Linked DNA regions of Homo sapiens: region 1 is linked to region 2. A link is an interaction called in ENCODE POLR2A ChIA-PET data of the cell type or tissue named here. Cell type or tissue: K562. All regions are shown on one strand. Links, peaks and the distances in the headings refer to the core of each region. The heading gives the core; the rest is flanking DNA. Region 1 overlaps CPED1 (cadherin like and PC-esterase domain containing 1). Region 2 overlaps CPED1 (cadherin like and PC-esterase domain containing 1).

Region 1 (2,935 bases), core at 211-2,710, 66 kb after region 2:
ACTTTTTATTTTTACTGAAAGGATGTCAAAATCTGAAAACTTTATGCCATCTGAGATAAAGCAAAGGACAGAATGTTGTCATAAAGTACTGGGAGCATTGGATGCAGCAAAGTAGAGTAAAAAGAGAAGATTGGGAATCAAAAATCTGGATTTGAATTCTGGCCCCATCACTTGCTTGCTTCATCTACTGAGCTAAATTAATTAATCTACACACATCAGAGTTTTCTCACATGTGTAAATGAAGTAACAAATCCTACTATATGAGGTTGTATTGGGAATTAAATGAATTTTCAATATGAAAGGGTCCAACGTGGTGTCTCACCAATAAATTATGTTAAATATATGTAAATAAAACTGAGTAATAATATTATATTGTAACTTTATATTCGAAATTCCATAAGCCTTTCAATTAATTTGGTTTGATCTATGTCCTAAAAAGCATTTTTGCAATAATGTGTATGATTCCATATACCTGATATATGTTTTCCTCTACAGGAGCGATTATGTTTTAATGCATAAATATAATTTGTTTACTTATTAAATTTATTTGATTTTTTTCCTGGGCCTCCCATATCTTGGAAACTTATGTTTATTTTCTGTCTCTCCATACCAGGATGGAAGCTAAATGAAAGCACATGTTTTTGACCATTTTGTTCACTTTTGCTTTCCCAGCCTAAAAACAGTACTTGGCATATAAGAGACACATAATAAATATTCTTTGAATGAGTGAATACAAACATCTTTTCCTTCAATGTGTAGAAGTCTTTGTTATAAATACAGCCATGGAAGACTGGGAACAGAAAGTGGTTAAGACTTGTATTAACAAATTTATTTCAATAGAATTGTAAATACTAGCAAGAATGACAAATATAGAGTTAAATATTTAAGCAAAATAATGAATTTACAGTAAAAATTGAATAAAGAGCTACTTTATAAAAGTACTATATTTCTCAGTTACTTACACATTTAAAAATCTTTACTAAGACTTACCGTGAAGCCAAGAAATATAGCTCTTCAAAATATAGTAAGGCTGAAAAATAAAACTTGTTTTTTTTTTCACATAGCAGAAAGATTTTTTTCTGGATTTATTAAAGTAGCCATGTATTTATGACATCTTTTGATGTTCAAATACAACTCATATAGTAGACTTTGGATGTGTGTTATATATGACTAAAAGTTAAATTGCCTTCCTGGTCCAGATTTTGGCATTTTAGAAATATTATAGAGTCTATCATAGTGAATTATGTGTTCATTTTTGCACTGTAAGAATAAAATACAGATTCTTTTCCCCACTGGTGAAATGTACTCTTATTTTAGGGAATGTAAGAAGTAAATGGAAGGAATTTTCTAGGATCTATATCATATACATTTTCTATTTAAAACTTATGTTATAATTGCAGGACACTTTAGGGACCACAGGTTTCTGGATATGCAAGGTGAGGCTTGAAAGCATGTCCCTCTCCAAATGAAGCTTTAGTGTACTTCTGTTTGCATCTTACAGCTGACTTAACTGAATCTCAAGCTGATGATGGGAGGGCTACACATTTCTCAGAACTACTCCAGATCACTGAGCATCTTCTGACTGTACTCCCAAACCGTACTTTGGGGCTATCCCAACCTTCAACATCTAATGATAGGCAAGTTCACTCACCTGTGGATTTATATACAAATAAGAGAGATAAAAAAGTAATAAAGTTTGCTTATCAAAAATGTATTCCTGCAGGGCGTGGTGGCTCACGCCTGTAATCCCAGCACTTTGGGAAGCTAAAATAGGAGGATCACTTGAGGTCAGGAGTTCAAAACCAGCCTGGCCAATGTGGTGAAACCTTGTCTCTACTAAAAATAGAAAAAATAGCTGGGCATGGTGGTGTGCCTGTAATCCCAGCTACTCTGGAGGCTGAGGCAGGAGAATGCTTGAACCCAGGATGTGGAGGGTGCAATGAGCTGAGATCGTGCCACTGCACTCCAGCCATGGTGACAGAGCGAGACTGTCTCAAGAAAATTTTTAAAAATTAAAAAAAAATGTATTCCCAATAGAGCTTTGATGAAATAGCACCCACTTAAACAGGCATCACCAAAACCCATTATCACCTATATCCCTCAATGTAATTTTCCCAAGGGCACACTTCACAATGTATAACTATATATTATTTGTTTAATGTCCACTTCTCCTACTACTCTGTTCCATGAGGGCCTAGATTTGTCTGCTTTGGCCATTGTTGTATATGCAACTTACTGCCAGGTTCTAAATAAGAAGGAATGGATGAATAAATGAGCAAATGAATGAATACATAAATGTAAAGTATGAGCTTATTTTTTATAAATACATGCATGCCCTTTAATTATTTAACTATTAGGTGGAAAAAAATCTACCAGAATATTTCAGTCAAAGGTTCAATATTTGCATCTCAAACCATAAAATATTCATGACCTCTTCATCTCCAGTGACTCTCCTCCACTTCGTTTCAAACACCTGCTCCAATGGCCATATCTTAGACATTGTGGTCTCAGAACAGCCCCTCCCCTGAAATTATAAAATGAGATATTCCATTCTTTGATTGCACTGAAGTGTCTGGCTCTTCTCATTTATTTCAAATTTATTAGTTCTTTAGTCATTAGTCTTTTCACCTAATGTGAACTTTTTTTTTTTTTTTTTTTTTGAGACAGGGGCTGGCTCTGTCACCCAGGCTAGAGAGCAGTGGCATGATCTAGGCTTACTACAACCTCCTCCTCTCAGGCTCAAGCCATCCTCCCATCTCAGCCTCCCAAGTAGCTAGGACTACAGGCGCATGCTACCACATCCAGCTATTTTTTAAATATTTTTTGTAAAGATGGGGCTTTTACCACCTTGCCAAGGCTGGTCTTGAACTACTGGGCTCAAGCAGTCCATCTGCCTCAGCCTCTCAAAATGCTGGGATTACAGGCATGAGCCACT
Region 2 (2,935 bases), core at 184-2,683:
AGGTCAAGAAATTGAGACCACCCTGGCCAACATGATGAAACCCCATCTCTATCAAAAATACAAAAATTAGCTGGGTGTGGTGGTGCACACCTATAGTCCCAGCTACTCGGGAGACTGAGGCAGGAGAATCACGTGAACTCAGGAGTGGAGATTGCAATGACAGGAGATCGTGCCACTGTACTCCAGCCTGGCGAGAGTGAGACTCCATCTCAAAAACAAAAACAAAACAAAAAATACAAATCATATAGTAGTATGAAGTAAAAAGTAAGAAGCGAAAAACAAATCATAAAGTACTGAACAACAGAGTATAAAAAGAAAAAACTAACCGAGCAAGGTAAATTCTAATTACTTCTGAGGATACTCTAAGCCTGAAAGTGAGGTGTAAAAAACACTTTAAAAATAATAATTTGATTATATAAAAATTTTAAACGTATGTGAGCCTAGAAATACCATAAATAAAGGTAAAAGACAAGTATATATTTACATTTAAAAAAATTAGTATGTTTGTAAATATGTAAGTGTATCTATTTTAAAACAAAGCATATTGTTAATATACATTTTAAATACATATTGTATAAATGGAAAAATATATAAAATATATTAATACATATATATATAATGTATGCATTATTGAGCCTACTTTCCTTTCTATTATTTTTAACTCAACAATATGGTTGGAACATTTTTGTAACATTAAATGTAGATATCCATTATTTATGTCTTCAGTTTCCCACCAATAAATGTGCAATAATTTGTTCACACTTGAATTATGTAGCATTCTAGTATGTAAAAATTGCACATGAATGGGAAAGGTATGTAATTTCACTAAATTCATTTTTTGCTTTCTTTTTGCTTATCTGTATTTTCTATTCTTTTCATATGAATGTCTTACTGTTTAATAAAGACATAATAAAAGCAAAAGCTAAAAGGAATGAAAAAATGCATGTCCAGTCATTTTTAAAATTTGACTTCCATTTTCATTAACTTCCTTCTCATGGATGGCTAGAAACCTAAAAAGGATACAGGAAAGAAAAAGAAGAACATGTCTACTAAGTTTCATTTTTGATAAATAGAGAGAATCACAAAAAAGTGGGGGTAGAAAATATACCCACCACCACTGATTGCTGTTAATCTACTCTAGAGTTCCTTATCTGGAGTCATTATTTTCAGACTGAACTCTCCCAAGTTTCATGGGGGATGGAGTGGTGTCAAGCAGGAGTCTCCAGGGGCCACCAGGAGGAAGAAAATAAAGGGCAAAGAGGAGGATACAGGGCAGAGGATCCTACCCTTTATCACAGTCATTCTATTTCTTTCTTGGTTATATGGGACTCCTGAGTATTTTTTTTTAAAGTTTAGAGCTTTAAAAAAATCCACCAATATCCACTGCAATCTAGATCAATGTTCTTTCTTTCTGATTTAGGTTTTTCTGGCCATATATCATACACCCTCACTTTTTTCTTTACAAGATCCGTGGAGAAGAAAAGCTAAAGCCCGATAGTCAGCAAGAAATAGCAGATTTATTCCCTTTTCCCTGAATACAGAACCATTAGGATGAAGACACTTCCCAGAGAGCTAATCTATAAGAAGTACTAAAACATTGCTGGATAAGAAGAGAGAGAAAACTCTCACCATTGTCTTCCTATTCCATCCTCTGGCAGTCAGCACTTAGCTTCTCCTCAAATGAAAGGTGAACGAATACTAAAAGACTTGGGTTGAAATGTACAAAACTATGAGTCAGCCTGAAAAAATTACTTGTTCATCTCCAGACCACATGCATAAGGATCAACCAACCACATAAGAAAGGGTCAAACCTGTCCTTTTAGATAGCAGTAACAGTCTCTCAGCTGCAATGGTAACCACCCAGAAATTGATCCTATATTATGAAAGCTGTTACTATCTTTCTACCTAGTTTATGGACAATATTAAAACTAGTTCTCTAGTTCTTTCACACATGTAGAAAGCTTATTATTTAAAATGGTTAATTATGTCTCGCAGGAGTGGGGAATTATATTTTTGATTTATCCTACCCTTATTATTTGCCCCATAGCATCAGCTCAATATCGAGCTCATAATGCATACATAGAGAAATCAGTCCAGGCATTGCCAAAACTCTCTGATAATTGGCAGTGTTCCCCTTCCTTAATTCTGGCCCCCATGGTTAGCATGTTTCATTCAAAATTATTAGAGTGACTATTATATATTAGGGACTATGACCATGTACTGAATTTGAAAAGTGAAAAAATAATGTCCCACCCTCAGGGCGTCTCAGTCCTTGTGGGGGAGACAAACACATACAAATACAGCTGACTCTTGAACAACATGGGTTTGAACTGCATGGGTTCACTAATATGTAGATTGTTTTTTCAATAAATATATTGGGAAAAATTTTGGAAATTTGCAACGATTTTTTAAAAAGCTCAAAGTTGAACCACACAGCCAAGTAATATTTTAAAAATTAAGAAAAAGATATGCCATGAAAATGTAAAATATATGTAGATTTCAGCCTATTTCATCACTTACTATCATGCAATGTACATAAATCTTACAAAAAGTTAAAATTTATTGATGGGTGGATCACGTGAGGTCAGGAGTTCGAGACCAGCCTGACCAATATGGTGAAACCCTACCTCTACTAAAAATAACAAAAATTAGCCGGGCATGGCAGCACATGCCTGTAATCCCAGCTACTCAGGAGGCTGAGGCAGGAGAACTACTTGAACCTGGGAGGAGAAAGTTGCAGCAAGATCGCGCCACTGCACTCCAGCCTGGGTGACAGAACAAGACTCTGCCTCAAAAAAAATAAATAAAAACTTATACACATGAACATATTGAGACCATGCATGGCACTGTAGAGAGAAAGGTAAACAAATGTAAAAATGCAGTATTAAATCATAACAGCATAAAATTAACGGTAGTATACACCATACTACTATAA

The links. ChIA-PET counts read pairs that join two places held together with the same protein. Peaks named below come from ENCODE experiments on the same cell type or tissue, not always from the same donor. Only the 100,000 strongest peaks of a DNase experiment are listed, where the experiment ranks them.
Region 1: POLR2A ChIA-PET joins it to region 2 with 8 read pairs; 8 of 35 experiments call an interaction of 5 or more read pairs at or near these places.

What each region holds. Positions count from the first base shown.
Region 1 is chr7:121,009,332-121,012,266 of GRCh38, reverse strand. The region is part of intron 2 of CPED1 (cadherin like and PC-esterase domain containing 1); the gene reads right to left. Among named protein-coding and RNA genes, the nearest start is that of CPED1, 22 kb to the right of the region's middle. In K562, for the core only: no CTCF peak of the experiment used is centred there; no DNase peak of the experiment used is centred there.
Region 2 is chr7:121,075,343-121,078,277 of GRCh38, reverse strand. The region is part of intron 5 of CPED1 (cadherin like and PC-esterase domain containing 1); the gene reads right to left. Among named protein-coding and RNA genes, the nearest start is that of CPED1, 88 kb to the right of the region's middle. In K562, for the core only: a CTCF peak has its summit at 2,252; DNase peaks (open chromatin) are centred at 1,197, 1,767 and 2,247; H3K4me3 peaks cover 1,567 bases.